2 separate regions of the Homo sapiens genome follow, and region 2 is linked to region 1. A link is a loop called in an ENCODE intact Hi-C map of the cell type or tissue named here. Cell type or tissue: left ventricle myocardium inferior. All regions are shown on one strand.

The links. Peaks named below come from ENCODE experiments on the same cell type or tissue, not always from the same donor. Only the 100,000 strongest peaks of a DNase experiment are listed, where the experiment ranks them.
Region 2: it touches region 1 in a loop (2.2-fold over the local background); 44 of 110 quality-filtered maps call a loop at or near these places.

Annotation. Positions count from the first base shown.
Region 1 is chr3:31,750,140-31,758,139 of GRCh38, reverse strand. The region is part of intron 4 of OSBPL10 (oxysterol binding protein like 10); the gene reads left to right. Among named protein-coding and RNA genes, the nearest start is that of OSBPL10-AS1, 50 kb to the right of the region's middle. In left ventricle myocardium inferior, no CTCF peak of the experiment used is centred here; no DNase peak of the experiment used is centred here.
Region 2 is chr3:31,606,072-31,614,071 of GRCh38, reverse strand. All of the region lies in intron 5 of STT3B (STT3 oligosaccharyltransferase complex catalytic subunit B), which reads right to left. Among named protein-coding and RNA genes, the nearest start is that of STT3B, 77 kb to the right of the region's middle. In left ventricle myocardium inferior, a CTCF peak has its summit at 3,172 (motif pointing left); no DNase peak of the experiment used is centred here.

The DNA.
Region 1 (8,000 bases):
AGGGTGAGGGGAAGGCAGATTTTGGGGAGGTATCCAGGAAAAGTACTGTAAACATTAGTAAGTTTTGATATGCAGATTTTTAAGTTTGTGCCTTCTCCATTGATGAGGCTCTATAGTTTAGTCATCCTTATTATCTTCCTGGTTCAGAGAATGGAGACTTGCTTTATAAATGTAAATTTCCCTTACAAAAGGATAACTTCTTTGTTTTCAGAGCTGTTCTGGTGTCTGTAGTTTCTCAAAATAATCCTTATGCCAAAGAGGCATATTTTAGGGAGGCATATTCTGGTCTTCTATAATTATATTTTGGGGTGGTATATTTTTGGTCTTCTACAGCATATTCTGTTACACAATTCTGAAAATCTTTCTTCCACTTCACTATTTCCTTTAGCAAAAATTACATGAGAAAAACTGATAGAGATTGCTTTGAAGGAACTTTTGTTCTAAAGCCAAGACCTACTTTGTTTGGAGGAAAAGCTCTTATACATGCAATCATTAAAAGGAGATCTATGTTTATTGGTGTGGAAAGATGTCTGTGATGTGTTTCTTAGTTTACTAGTACTGCATTAACAAAGTACCACAGACAAAGTGTGTTAAACAACAGAAATTCATTGTCTCACAGTTGTGGAGGCTGGAAGTCCAAAATCAAGTCATTGGTAGAGTTGGTGCCTTCTGAGCACCATGAGAAAAGGATGTGTCGGCTTGTAGATGATCATCTTCTCCCCATGTCTTCACTGCTGGTCTTAAACTCCTGGCCTCAAGTGATCTTTCTGCCTCAGCCTCCCAAAGTGCTGGAATTTACAGGTATGAGCCACTATTCCTGGCCCAAATTTCCCCTTTTTATAAGAACACCAGTCATACCGGATTAGGGACCACCCTCAAGATCTTATTTATCTTGATTCCCTTTATAGAGAACCAATCTCCAAATAGGGTTCTATTCTAAGATACTGGGAATTAGGACTTCAGCATATGAATTTGGTGAAGGATACATTTCAATCATAAAAATATATTTTCCCCCTATTTTATTTAATTTTCACGGAAAAACCCTCATGTTTATTTGGTTAAACAAAAATAAGCTGCATAGGAACAATTTTAAAGTCCAGAGAGACACCAACTTTGTTTTAAGGCTGTAGCAGCTGTTACAGCATCTCCTTGCTACCTCCTCCAGCCTTCTCTGTGGACTACAGTGATACATTCAGAAGCCTGTTAGCTAACGCAGGAGTTTCTGAACACTTTTCCATTGGTTCTTCACCTGCTCATTGCCTGTCATGCCTGCGGCCTGCAATAGTAACATTTAAGATTTAAAATGTGAAAGCCAAGAGGAGGTTTCCCCCTATTTTAAAAGACATCGTTGTTATGAAAAATTTCAAATGTAAATACACTAGAGAAGATCATGTTGAATTTCCATGTCCCCATCAACAGCTTTAGCTACCCCCAAAGCCAATATTGTTTCATCCTTGCTCTTTTACCCCCATTGGGTTATTTTGAAGTATGTCCCAAGTGTTAGAGATGATACATTCTAAAGTGATCAAAGGTTATACAATTATATATAAGGGGTGATGTTTTTAAGATAAAATAATATACCTCTGTGTGTGTAGATATAAATTAAAAGAGTCAGAATAATACCAGAATGTTAACAGCACTTATCTCCAGGAAGTGGGATGACAGGTAACTTTACTTCCTTCTTTATAACTGTCTTTACTGTCTGATTCTGTTGGGATGGTTGTTGATGGAATGAGCCAGCCTTTTGTAATCGGAAAGCAAAACCAAAAAAGCTGGTTTCCAGATGGTGAGAATGGGTGGGCTGAGGGACAGTGGAAAGGAAGGAACCTTCTCATTGTTGTTTTCTGAGGCAGGAGATAGTTTTTTGCTTCTAGAATATATGAAAGAAATACGAGGAAGTCCACAGGAGCATGTGTCAGAGTGTAAAGGGCGCTGAAGTGGAGCCGGAGGACTAATGGTGAATTATGCCTTGCCAGGAAAGTGAAGCTGTGACTTTGGCAGAGTCATTCAGCTTCTCTGAACTCAGGTTTCCTGCCTGCCAAGAAGCAGACTTGACAGACCCGTACGATAAGTTGTGTTATGATCTCACATTTCTTGAGGATCTCAGTAACGGTTTCCTCCTAAGGAGTTTGTAAAGATAAAATTTGCATTTTATGTTTGTGCAGTGTGGTGTTACTATTGGGAGTGGTAAGGCAATGATTGTAGAAAAGCCAAAGGTGAAGAAATGACAGAAAGGAATCAGTTTCTTGGAACTGCAGAAGGCTTATCTCCCCCCATCTTCAGAAAGTGTCTTTTGAGTGTGTAGGTGCAATTCAGAATTTTGCATTTACCTTTTGCCCTCAACAGCATGGCCTGGTTTAGAGACAACACTGGAGATTTCTTGATACCAACTCAAACCATGGAAGGACCAGAAAAAGCTTTGGATGTTCTGGGTCTTTGGGTTGTCCTTTCAACCACTCTTTTGTTCCATCCCTCTCATCTCACATGATAAAGTGTCAAATTGTTGAACTTCAAAATGCCATTAGCCTGTCCTGCCTTCCAGGGGCAAGGGTGGACAGAAAAACCTGGGATCATGGCTTAAGTCACTTAGTGACGGTCAGCCTCAATAATGACACCATGAAGTCCAAAGCAAAGTAAGTATGAATCCAGAAAGCAGGTAAATATCTAGAAATAATGAATGCATCTCTTCTGCCAATTTCCTGAAAGGGAGAATAGATTCTATTACCAAAAAGATTAGTACAACTTCCAACCGGCCAGTTAGATCTGCTTATGAAGCAGTCTTCAACTTGGAAGTGGAAATAGGGTGTCTACACTTACACATCTTTGAAAGGAAAGCAGACTATTATACCGTTAGGCATAAAAAAATGACTTCGGGCCTGAGACTCCCCTCCTACCCAGAGTTGGGGGCAAGGTGCAGCTATGGGCATGAGCAAGGGTAATCCTGCTCCCATCCTGGAAGGCTGGAAACTCCATTCTTTCGACTAGAGGCACCAGTCAGAGGTCTGGGGAAGCTCTTTCTGTCCCCTTTGGTAACACTAACAGGGACCAGTAGAGGCTCCAGAGGCAGGAGATGAAGCAAGCAAATCAAAATAGTACCACAATGGCTCTGAAATGAGATTGTCATTGGAACCACAGCCCATACAAGCAGGCCAGGACCTATGTTCTAAACTTAAACATGAGACTTCCAGCCTAAAAAAGAAAAAAAGCAAATGGGACCCAGAGTCCCCTAACATAATAACCAAAATATCTAGGGTAGAGTTGAAAATCATCAGTCATATCAAGAACCAGGACAATCACAACATGAGTGAGAAAAGATCTTATCTGACACCGAAACTGAGAGTGAATAAAAATATTAGTTTCACTGGAAAACAGCCATGCCCATTTGTTTATTCATTGCCTCTGGCTGCTTTCAAGCTACAGTGACAGAGTTGAGTAGTTGCCACAGAGAACATACGGTCTGCAAAACCTAAAGTGTTTACCATGTGGCCCTTTACAGAAGTCTGCAGACTCCTGCAGTAAGCTCATTGACGACCTAGTGGTCACTGTTTTTGAGATCCTGCCGCCTGTTTACCTTTTGTTTGTTTGTTTGTTTCCTTTGGTTTATAGTATACAGTGTGATATTTCTTATATTGGTTTCTCCCTTCTCTTTCTGTGTCTTTTCCTTTCTTCTTTTTCTTTGTAACATTGTCATCTGTTTAGCCAGCACCCTCTCTCCACTGGAGCTGGATCCCTCTTCCTTCCGCTCATCTTGTCCGTTATTGCCACCGTCACTCTCTTAGCCCTACTGAGAGAAATGTGTTTTTGGAAGTTCTGTACACTAGTTGGGGGTTTTCTTTCTCCACTCACTAAAACAGGCTTAACAGATACTTGGCAGTCACGAACTGTTTGGGACTGGCCTACACAGGATTGTGTTTGTGGGTATGAGGAGCAGTGTCCCCAGGGGCTCAGGACCTTGCCTAAAGGGAACGCTTGGAGGGCTATCATTTTAGGTGTATGTTGTGCCAGGAGGTGTAGAACAAGAGACATAGGCTGGGAATTAAAGGGCGAAGGTAGAATGTCAGGTAGAAAAAGTCGGCAGCTCATTGAGAGAAGACAAAATTGTTCAGGTGTGAGACCAGGACTGACTGTGCCCCAACACTCAGATGTTTGGAGAAGGGGGTTGTGGATTGGAAAGCCAGCTCTCCACATATCAACTTACAATTTGTTAATAAAACAAGGCTGACTTTATTGTTTGCCACTGTGAGGAAGAACACCACCTCCACAGGGCACTGGCTCTGTCTCCAAGCGGGGAAGGCAAGGTCAGAATTTATCAAGAACTGGAAGTTTGGTATACAATGTGGAGACTTGATTAGGATTAAGATTAAGAATCAAGATTTAACAGTTCAGAATTAGTGAAAACAACAAGGCAAGGATTTTGAGGCAAGGCATTCAAAGACTTTTAGAGGGCAGAGTGTTGATGGTTTTTATTAAAGCGTTGATGAACATTTGGGGAAGTTCCTGTAATGAATCATCAAACCATTTCTGGGATGGAGTCCCCTGGAAAATTAAAGTATTGCTCCTGAGAGTAGTGGAATAGGATAATAAAGCAGCCATGTTAAGGCAGACAGTAAGCTGTTTGTGTGTGTGTGTGGTTTTGGTTTAATGATCCATAAAGCGGCCGGGCATGGTGGGTAACACTTGTAATCCCAGCACTTTGTGAGGCTGCGGCGGGCAGATCACCTGAGGTCAGGAGTTCGAGACCAGCCTGACCAGCATGGAGAAACCCTGTCTCTACTAAACATACAAAATTAGCCGGGCGTGGTGGTGCATACCTGTAATCCCAGCTAGGCTGAATCAGGAGAATCACTTAAACCCAGGAGGCGAGGCGGAAGTTGCGGTGAGCTGAGGTCAAGCTATTGTACTCCAGCCTGGTCAATAAAGATTGAAACTCTGTCTAAAAAAAAAAAAAAAAAAATCCTTGAAGCACAGCTTTAAAGCTTAGGTGAGGACATTGGCCAAGTGAAAAAGTGCCTACGTTAACCAAGGACTGATCCCCTGACTCAGAGGGGAACTTAGCAGGGACTCAGGAATTCCACCAGACTGAAGAGAAATGCCAAACCAAGGCCATCTTGTATGTGGCATCAAATTGTATGGTCTCCTTCCAAGCCAGACAGATTGAGTAATTGAAGGCACTGGGGCACCGGTTGAGGCTCTGCCAACAAGACAAGCAGCTTTGGTTCCTTTAGGATTAGGAATGTTTGTTTAGGAGCTGCTTCATGCTGAGCTTTTGGAGAGTAATGGAGGAGTGACTGAAGTTGTCAAATTTGTTGACACCTGACCCATCAGGATTGGACTTTGCAGGTGCCTCTGAAACTGCACAGGGTTTACAGCTCAGAAAAATCCGAAGCAGTCAAGACAAATGAGGCCCTTATCTTCTTGCTGTCTCCCGCAGCCCTTGCTTTACCCAGATTTAAACTTGTTGAGCTAGATATCATTGGTTTTTGATCTTTGCATCTTCGTTTCAGCTTTTTTGACTTGTTTTTTTCTTCTTCTGCAGCCACTGATGCTATTAACATTAACTCCTATGATTTGATTTTGTAACGCATGTGTTATTGTTTATAGTGCAAGAAACAGGCCATAGAATTTTTATTCCCTCTCTGACAAGTTTCTTATCTGTGAAGTTCAACTTGACCTACGTTTCATCTCTTTTACAACCTCAGAGTTGATATTTTCAGGTGATTGTATCTCTGAAATTTAATTTGGGGCTCTGTTTTTGTGCCCATGTTACAACATCATGATGCCTTGATCGTGGAAGCTAAATTCCAGAAAGAAATGAAATTTGTGCTTTTTGTTTGTTTGTTTTTAAACAATCATGGATGATTAATGTTGGTGTGCCTTGGAGGAAGTATTTGGGGTTATAATTTGAAACTTCGTAATTAAAGTAAATGGTTCAACATTTTCTTAAAGGCTGGGAGATCTAGGTGAGTCTGTTTGTTGATGGTTGGGCTTTGCTCCTTTGTTGATAAGCTGGTAGGCACCTTGAAGGGGAGAAGGAACCCTCTTTAAGAATTTGCTGTTGATATTTTTGGTGCATTCAGCCTTTCGGTACCACATTTATCTTCTCACATGTGCCCTTAATTAAAATGAGAGAGAGATGGACATAGCTAAAACTTGTTCTTCGGAAGTCTGATGAAGAGTCTTCATCAGTGCCTCCCAGTCTTAGCAAGTGTTGGAGCAGTAATAACTGTGATGCACAGCTCCAAGGCTAGAAATCCTACATTTCTTTCAGGGTTCATTCAACTTCTTTTGGATTCTGATGAAGCTAACGTAAAGTGAAGATTGGCATTGATTGTGTCATTAAAGACTAGAGTTCTGTTTCACATCTCATGGAAAATGAGAAGAAAACGAATCTTTAGGAGGTGTCTACTGTGTGCCAATCACTGTAAAGCTTGTATTATTTTTAGCATTCAGTTTCTCAAGAAAGAAGTCAAAAGCCATGAGGTGCCTGGTTACTGATGTGTCTCTAGCAAAGGGTTACTCAAGGGGCACTGTTAGCATTTTAAACGGCAGTGTTCTTTGTTGTACAGGACTGTGCCCTGATTCAAGAGACATTTAGCACTCCTGGGCTCTATGCTTTCAGTGCCGTAGTTCTTCCCCAGCCATCGTAACTGCCAAACCCCACTGCCTTTAAAGGCTACCTGCCGTTGCTATTGGCAATCGGCTCTCAGTAAATACGGATGAATACTTTTTATTTTTATTTTATTTTATTTTATTTTATTTTATTTGTTTGTTTGTTTGTTTATTTATTTATTTTGAGACAAGGTCTCACTCTGTCGCCCAGACTGGAGTGTAGCGGTGTGGTCACAGATCACTGCAGCCCCACCCCCTGGGCTCAAGAGATCCTCCCATCTCAGCCTCCTGAGTAGCTAGGACCACAGGTGCACCACCATGCCTGTCTAACTTTGTTTTTTGTTGTTGTTTTGTTGTTGTTGTTTGTTTGTTTTTGTTGTTTTTTTTGGTAGGGATGTGGTTTTGTTATGTTGGCCAGGCTGGTCTCAAACTCCTGGCCTCAAGTGATCTGCCCTCCTTGGCCTCCCAAAGTGCTGGGATTACAGGCGTGAACCACCACGCCTGGCCTGAATGCTTTTTTAGAGAGCTAGTATGTGGATTTCATCTCTGAGCACGTGCATCTGTTGTAATAGAGAAGAATATTCTCTAAGCCGGTTTCGTGTTTTTATTATCTAAGATTTTCATAATGTCTTCTGTTTATGAAATAATAATTATCCTATACTGTATAATTGGAATATAGTTCTTTTTGTTGATTAGAAATGAGTATATACCGTATAGTTTATGGCTTGATTTTATTCACCTTTTCTCTTAAGGTGAATAAAATCTTAAGATTATGGCATCATTCATAATAATAAAAACATAATGCATCATGTTTCATCATGATTTCTTCTTTCTTTTCAGTGCATTTTTCTAAGACAGGATTTTATGGTAGGAATTTACAGAAATGCTGACTACAAATAGCTCGAAATCCATTTCTCCCTGTTAGCATTTATACATACAAATGTCAGAGAATACATAGACGTTTTATCTTGTTTGAAGTTAAATTTAACTAGTTGGCAGTACTTCTTGGCAAACTGATAATGGAGGTATTATCTGTTACTAAATCTTCAGCCATATTATGTTCATCAAGTATTCTGTAGAGTGTCATAAATGGATTCTCTTGCACTTCTGTGAGAGGAGGGAAACTTGGATTCATTCATTCAATAGGTAGGTACTTACAGTACTTGGGATACATCAGCAGACAACACAGATAATGATTCCTGCTTGCACACTAGCATAAATGAATATAATAAGGAAATTACAAGTTAGTTTGGAAGGAGGTAAATGCTGTGGAGAATAATGAGGTTGGTAAGGAAGATAGGTGTGCCTGGGATTGGGCTGGAGGTGCAATTTTTATTTTTTATTTTTTGGAGACTGAGTCTTGCTCTGTCGCCCAGGCTGGAGTGCAGTGG
Region 2 (8,000 bases), 140 kb after region 1:
CCATCTAGAGAAGGAAGTTAGGGGCTACTGGTTCAAATATTAAGTTGCCTCACAATCTATATGATAAGAGATGACCACAGTGTTAGGAAGACAGTAAGAAGCTCATAAATTTAATAGGAAGGACCAAAGTAAGTAAAGTTTCCACTGACCTCAAGCTAATGGAGGACCAGATGTCTAGAAGACAACAGACATAATCCATCAGATAACGTTCTTTCCAAACACATTAATGTTGGAATGGAATTACCCTCTATGACGTACCCAAACCCAAATGTAATCAAAGTTAAACAAAAATTTCCCCGTCACATGACCCGAAATGTCTACAAATTATTTTTTTAAACAAATCAGCCTGTTGAAGCCCTGATAAAGGAGAGTCACAGAGGCAGGAAAGAGAGAGAAAAAAAAAAGAACCATGCATACTAAAGTATAAAGAAAATTAAAAACTGAGAAGAAGATCACTATGTAATCTTACAACTACTTAACAGCAAAAGCTTCAGTTTCCTCACTATAGAATGTGGGTTGGACAAGATTTGTAGATCCCTCCCAACAATTATAAACTAAGATTCTATGATCAACAGGCCTTTCAGATATCCAGAGCTGAGAAGTCAAATCCTAGACAAACACTGAACACACAAAGGCACAACTAGAAACTGACTAGGCCTGAGAAAACCTTATGTCATTTATGTTTTTATTATAGCTAAGTCCACTTATGTTGAAACACGACAATCACTTCTGAAGCTGGATTTCTTTCTTCTAAGTACAAATAAACACTGAATGCTGTAACACTGCCACAGAATTTAGGTTTAATATAAGAAATGATACAAACTGAATGAAAAAGCCTTCTTAAAAAAATTGAGGTGAAAGTCACATGACATAACCATTTTAAAGAGAACAAATTCAGGGATATTGAGTACACGCATAAGGTTGTGCAACCACTACCCCTCTATAGTCCTAAAGAATTTTCATTACCCCAAAACAAAACCCTACACTCACTAAGCTCTTACTACTCCACATTCTGTCCTATTTCCAGCCCATGGTAACCACAAATCTGCATCTGTCTGTATGGATAATTGGTTCAATTGCAAAGGTAATAGATGTTGTTTTTGTCTTAAAGTAAAAAGTGAAAAAGTTTCCACCCTATTTATTTCCCTCTAAGTCACATTCTCCAGAAATAATCACTAGCAGGTATATGGGTACACAAATACATATTCATAGTCATATTCATACTTTCTCTTCAAATGGAGCCACACTTTGCTTGACAATGTAAAAATTTTAGCAATCATGTTTGGTAACTACAGATGAAGTTTCATCTTAGACATTTGCTCAAATTCATTTCCAGGCGTATTTGAAAAGAGGAGACCCGATAATACTCTCAATTCAGCACTTCCCTGCAACTTCTCAGAGATATTTACTATCATTAGTAAAGTAGAAAACATTTTATACAGAAGCAGATGCACTAGAGTTTAAGTTAATAATAAGAGTGATGGAGAGTTCAAGAAAAAGAAAATAGGAAATGAAAAAGCCCAGGTGGGACTTTAATTTGTATTATTTGGTAAACATAGGTTAATGCTAAAGATAAACTAATAGAAACAGACAAGTTTTCAACAGTATTTTACCTTGAAACTTCCTCTATCCCAATTAGTCTCATTCATACCCACTTACCAGCACCAATGGTACAAATCTGATAAACGTGGTATCTACAACAATCCAAACATAAGCATTTACTTTTAAGAGAACTGGACCCAAGTACCTATTTTTCACATTTTTTGGATCACTGAACCTGAGATGTTTACATATTGGAGGTATGTGTTTTATGTCATAACACTCTTCAGTGCACGGATAGACACAATTTGAATATCCCTTATCTAAAATGCTTGGGACTAGAAGTTTTTTGGATTTTTGGAATATTTGCATTATACTTAATAGCTGAGCATACCCAAACTGGTAATGCAAAACAGGAAACGCTCCAGTGAATATTTCCTTTGAGAATCATATTGGTGCTCAGAAAGTTTTGAATTTTCAAATTAGGAGTACTCAACTTGTACTTCCATTAAATAAAGTTGAAGATTGCTTGCCAGATAATATGTCAAATACAACAAATACCTTGCTTAATACTGACTGCTCTGCTTGAATTTGTAAAATTACACATATATTGCTATATCTCAATTTAAATCTCATTTACAAATCTACATTTTAAGACATAGAAAATAAGAAATTAGATACATCTGAGTAAAAAAAATGGTGAAGTAACTCAATTCTTAAAAATAAACACAATCTTGGCCAGGCATGATGGCTCACACCTGTAATCCTAGCACTTTAGGAGGCTGAGGCGGATGCATCACTTGAGGTTGGGAATTTGAGACCAGCCTGACCAACATGGAGAAACCCCGTCTCTACTAAAATTACAAAAATTAGCTGGGTGTGGTGGCGCGTGCCTGTAATCCCAGCTACTTGGGAGGCTGAGGCAGGAGAATCGTTTGAACTGGGGAGGCAGAGGTTGCAGTGAGCTGAAATCGCACTGCACTCCAGCCTGGGCAACAAAAGCGAAACTCCATCTCAAAATAAATAAAGAAACACAATCTCCACTGCAAAATGAAAACATACGCTTTTTGCCAGACTTTGTACTACAGCATCTAATATATGTTTAGAAATTACCTCTTCAATTTATGCATTTAAACATTAACTTGAGTATGGTCAATATATTCTAAAAACAGAAAATCCCATTAAGATCAATCCTACCCTCTAAGAGTCAGATAAATTGCTAAAAATCAGAGATGTAAACAAATAACCATAATATTAGGAAGAAAGGTCATGTGACATTTGGTGGGGGAAAGGCTCTATAAAACTTAAGATCTCTTCTTTTCTTGACATGGACTTCGAAGAGGTAATTAATGTCTGGTACTGTTCTCTAGTGTTTTCAGAAGACCTCAACAAGACAAACCCATAGCCATCATTCTCTACCAATTCTCCTTCCAATGAACTCTTTAAGAACCCTAACTAAACTACTATACCCATCTATTACAATTTTCTATCCATCCATGTAAACCTACTTTTCTTACCCTTTAAGTTAGAAGAATAAAGCATTCCATCAAAGTGGTGAGCTCTAAGGAAATACATGATACCAATAGTGTTGTAAATCATTTATTACATCATGAAAATGTTACCACACTGCCATCCTGTGGATGCACAGTTACTGGCATTCATTACTGGAGATGATAATTCCAATGTGTGAGAAAAATTCCACAAAAAATTACCATTAGAAAGATATGTATATACATATACACACACATATATTATTATTCTGTTTATTCTTAACCAAAGAAAATCTCTCATCTGGGACAGATAAGTAATAATCTCAACAGAACCTAAAGATGTCTACATTCTTGGAAATATTTTATATCCAAGGGTGGGACGAGACAGATATAGAGAAGAAATATACCATAGTCCTTGACTTAATGTGCTCAAGTGAATTATTCTAGAAAAGAAAAGGCACTGAAAAGTCTGACTCAAATTCAAATGAAATTTTAAGTATTGAAGAAGTTTGCTGTTCCCCAAAGCAATCTTTAAGTACCTTCTCTCTGATAAGGCATTGCAGCTTACATTGACAGTGCTCTTTACACTTTTAAGTTATTGTTATACTTCTTTTTATGTAAATAAAGTTAGAAAAGGTTATGCAAATACTATATTCCCATTAACTTTAACCCATGTTAAATCACATTAGCATTTTTGAATTGCTTTGCTCTCTCTCAACCAAAATAGTATTAGCCAAAACACACACAACGGGTAGATACTTTAAAATCCAACCAATTTTGCTTTATTATAAACAAATATGATTAAAGGCTTATGAAGGCTTTGAATACTAAAGATATTTTATTTCTTTGTAATCACTTCTGGTTACTGTGAACCCTGGTAGATATGCAGGATAAAGAATAGTAAGAAACATGGATTAAAGAATAAAACAACAAAAAAACACAAAACACTGATTCTTCTTGACCAGCAGAGAAATATATGATTAACTTAACAGGCATACATAATGATAAAAATCATTTCTCTTTTCCAAGGACAATGCTCATTATAAACTATGTTGAGAATGAATCACTGAAACTTATATTTTACAAACTCCAGACTTGTAAAAGCAGCAAGAAATTACTTACGTGTTCAAAACACTTCAGTAGAGATACTTAATCACAACATTTTTAAAACAGCAAGTGTGGCCGGGTGTGGTGGTTCACGCCTGTAATCCCAGAACTTTGGGAGTTAAAGACCAGCCTGCCCAACACGGTGAAACCCCATCTCCACTAAAAATACAAAAATTAGCCAGGTGTGGTGGCACATGCCTGTAGTCCCAGCCACTCAGGAGGCTGAGGCAGGAGAATTGCTTGAACCCAGGAGGCAGAGGTTGCAGTGAACCGAGATGGCACCACTGCACTCCAGCCTGAGTGACAGAGTGAGATTCTGTCTCAAAACAAAACAAAACAAAACAAAAAAACAAAAAAACAAACTCAGCAAGTGTATCTGGTACTGATAACTAAAATGAAAAAACAAATCTAAACAAAGTACATCTTGGTTTAAGTTCTACCCTGTGGGAACAATTCATTTAATTCTGGCAATGTTTAATGAAATAATATTAAAATATAGTGAAATTACAAAGGTACTGTATGTGTGGTGTGTTTGGAGACTATGAAAAACTCATGGAATATATAATTTTTATGTAACTTAAGAGGTGTTAGGTAATGATCCTCAGTAGCTTCTAGAGCTAAGTAGTGACTATACCTAACATATCAAGAAGTAGTAAAAGACAAATACCAGCAAATTTAATTCACTCATAAAGAAGAGAGTAAAACAAACAAAAAATAAAAAAAGATTTAAACTACAGGAAATCACAAATCCTGTTACCACAAGTCATGTTGCCACTAAAAACGTTTTGGTTCTTCTTAACACATCCTTTTCTTTCTTTTCTTGAGACAGAGTCTTTTTCTGTCGCCAGGCTGGAGTGCAGTGGCATGATCTCGGCTCACTGCGACCTCCGCCTCCCAGGTTCAAGCAACTCTCCTGCCTCGGCCTCCTGAGTAGCTGGGACTACAGGTGCATGCCACCAAGCCCAGCTAATTTTTGTATTTTTAGTAGAGATGGGGTTTCACCATGTTGGCCAGGATGGTCTCGATCTCTTGACCTCGTGATCCACCCAACTCAGCCTCCCAAAGTGCTGGGATTACAGGCGTGAGCCACTGCACCTGGCCAACACATCCTTTTCTTATTGTCGACTACTACTGTAGTAGGCTCCTAAATTCATTTAACTGATACCATGAAGAATCCATAACTACTTCTATGCAGGAGTTAATTCTTCTGGACTATGAAACACACATTTCTCAATGAGAAGAATAGACCTTTAAAGGAAATCTCACTCAGGTCTATTCTTCTAGATAATGGTTGGCCTGTAGAACATGAAGACTGTTTCTATTCACTGAAAGCCTTTTTGATCAGGCCAATGATTATTGCTACAACACAGGTGAGATCCTTGCTCTAAATATCCCGAGTTTTAATATAAGGAGATACTGGAGGACTAATCCTTGTGAACTACACAATGAGTCATATTAGCAGCATAGGTGGTGCAAGCAATACCATCTTCCCTTTGTGTTTGAACTTTCAGTTTCCCCCAACCCCAATAACCTCTAAAATATCCACTGGCAAAGCTGCAAAGAAGATCCATAAATATTGTAAACCGATCTAAGGAAAATCCCATCTCTTTCCCCCAATAACTAGCTTCAGTGCCTGTTACAACACTCATCTTGAAAACTCACTTTATGTAATCAACACTGAAACTTCTAATTTTAAATGAAAACCTATGGAAAAAATAGGGGCGGAGGAGTGTAGTTATTGTAGTCCCGTTTGCCTGTCTGCTCTTGGCTCACCTACCTTGAAGGTACAATAAACAGTAAAGGCAAAACAATTAATGCAAATAATAATATTGCATCTGTAGAAGATGGAATCTTGTCTTGATAAAACTTTATCTGCCACAAACATAAAACTGTACAGCCTCTTATTGTTTTCAATACCTTAGGATCAAAACCATCAAAACTACTTGTTTAATTACATACTGAATACCACTGTAAATACTGGGGTGTAATCCCAAATATTTTGTGGCAACAAAATGTAGCTATATTAAATAAAATGCTGCTGGGCACAGTGATTCACGCCTGTAATCCCAACACTTTGGAAGGCGGAGGTGGGAGGACCACTTCAGCCCAGGAGTTCGAGACCACCCTGGGCAACTTAATGAGATCCCCCTACCATTTCTACAAACAACAACAACCACAACAACCCCCCAAAAACAACAAAAAACAGGAAATCAACGTTTTATTTGCTATAAACCCTGTAGTATTTGACTTTTTCAACTATATACATTTATTCAATTATATAACACTTGGATCAGTCTGTTCTCATACTGCTGATAAAGACATACCTGAGACTAGGCAATTTACAAAGAAAAAGAGGTTTAATGCTCACAGTTCCATGTGGCTGAGGAGGCCTCACAATCAAGGTGGCATGCAAGAGAGAAATGAAAACCAAGCGAAAGGAGTTTCCCCTTACAAAACCATCAGATCTTGTGAGAGTTATTATGCACCACCAGGAGAACAGTATGGGGAAAACCACTCCCATGCATCATTTCCCACCGGGTCTCTCCCACAACATGTGGAAATTATGAGAACTACAATTCAAGATGAGATTTGGGTGGGGACACAGCCAAACCATACATTCTGCCCTGGCACCTCCCAAATCTCATGTCCTCACATTTCAAAACCAATCATGCCTTCCCAATAGTCCCCCAATAGTCCCAAGTCTTAACTCATTTCAGCATTAACACAAAAACCCACAGTCCAAAGTCTCATCCAAGACAAGGCAAATCCCTTCTGCCTATGAGCCTGTAAAATCAAAAGCAAGTTAGTTACTTCCTAGATACAATGGGGGTACAGGCACTCGATAAATACACCCAGCCCAAATGGGAGAAATGGGCCAAAATAAAGGCGCTGAAGGTCCCATGCAAGTCCAAAATCCAGCAGGGCAGTCAAATCTTAAAGCTCCAAAATGATCTCCCTTGACTCCATGTCTCACATCCAGGTCACGCTGATACAAGAGGTGGGTTTCCATGGTCTTGGGCAGCTCTGCCCCTGTGGCTTTACAGGGTACAGCCTCCCTCCTGGTTGCTTTCATGGGCTAGCATTGAGTGTCTGCAGCTTTTCTAGGCGCATGGTGCAAGCTGTCAGTGAATCTACCATTCTGAGGTCTGGAAGACGGTAGCTCTCTTCTCACAGCTCCACTTGGCAGTGCCCCAGTGGGGACTTTGTATGGGGGCTTCAAGCCCACATTTCCCTTCCACACTGCCCTAGCAAAGGTTCTCTTTGAGGGCCCCACCTCTCCAGCAAACTTCTGCCTGGACATCCAGGCATTTCCATACGTTCTTTGAAATCTAGGTGGAGGCTCCCAAACCTCAATTCTTGACTTCTGTGCACCTGCAAGCTCAACACCATGTGGAAGCTGCCGAGACTTACAGGTTGCAACCTCTGAAGCCATTGTCTGAACTGTACCTTAACCCCTTTTAGCCATGGCTAGAGCAGCTGGGACACAGGGCACCAAGTCCCTAGGCAAAACTCAGCAGGGAGGGTCCTGGGCCTGGCCCATGAAACCATGTTTTCCTTTAGGCCTCTGGACCTATGATGGGAGGGGCTGCTGCAAAGGTCTCTGACATGCCCTGGAGACATTTCCCCCACTGTCTTGGCATTAACAGTTGGCTCTTTGTTACTTACACATATTTCTGCAGCCTGCTTCAATTTCTCCTCAGAGAATGGGTTCTGCTTTTCTATTGCATTGTCAGGCTGCAAACTTCCCAAACTTTTATGCTCTGTTTCCCTTTTAAAAATGGAATGCTTTTTAACAGTACCCAAGTCACCTTTTGAATGCTTTGCTGCTTAAAAATTTCTTCCACCAGATAGCCTAAATCATCT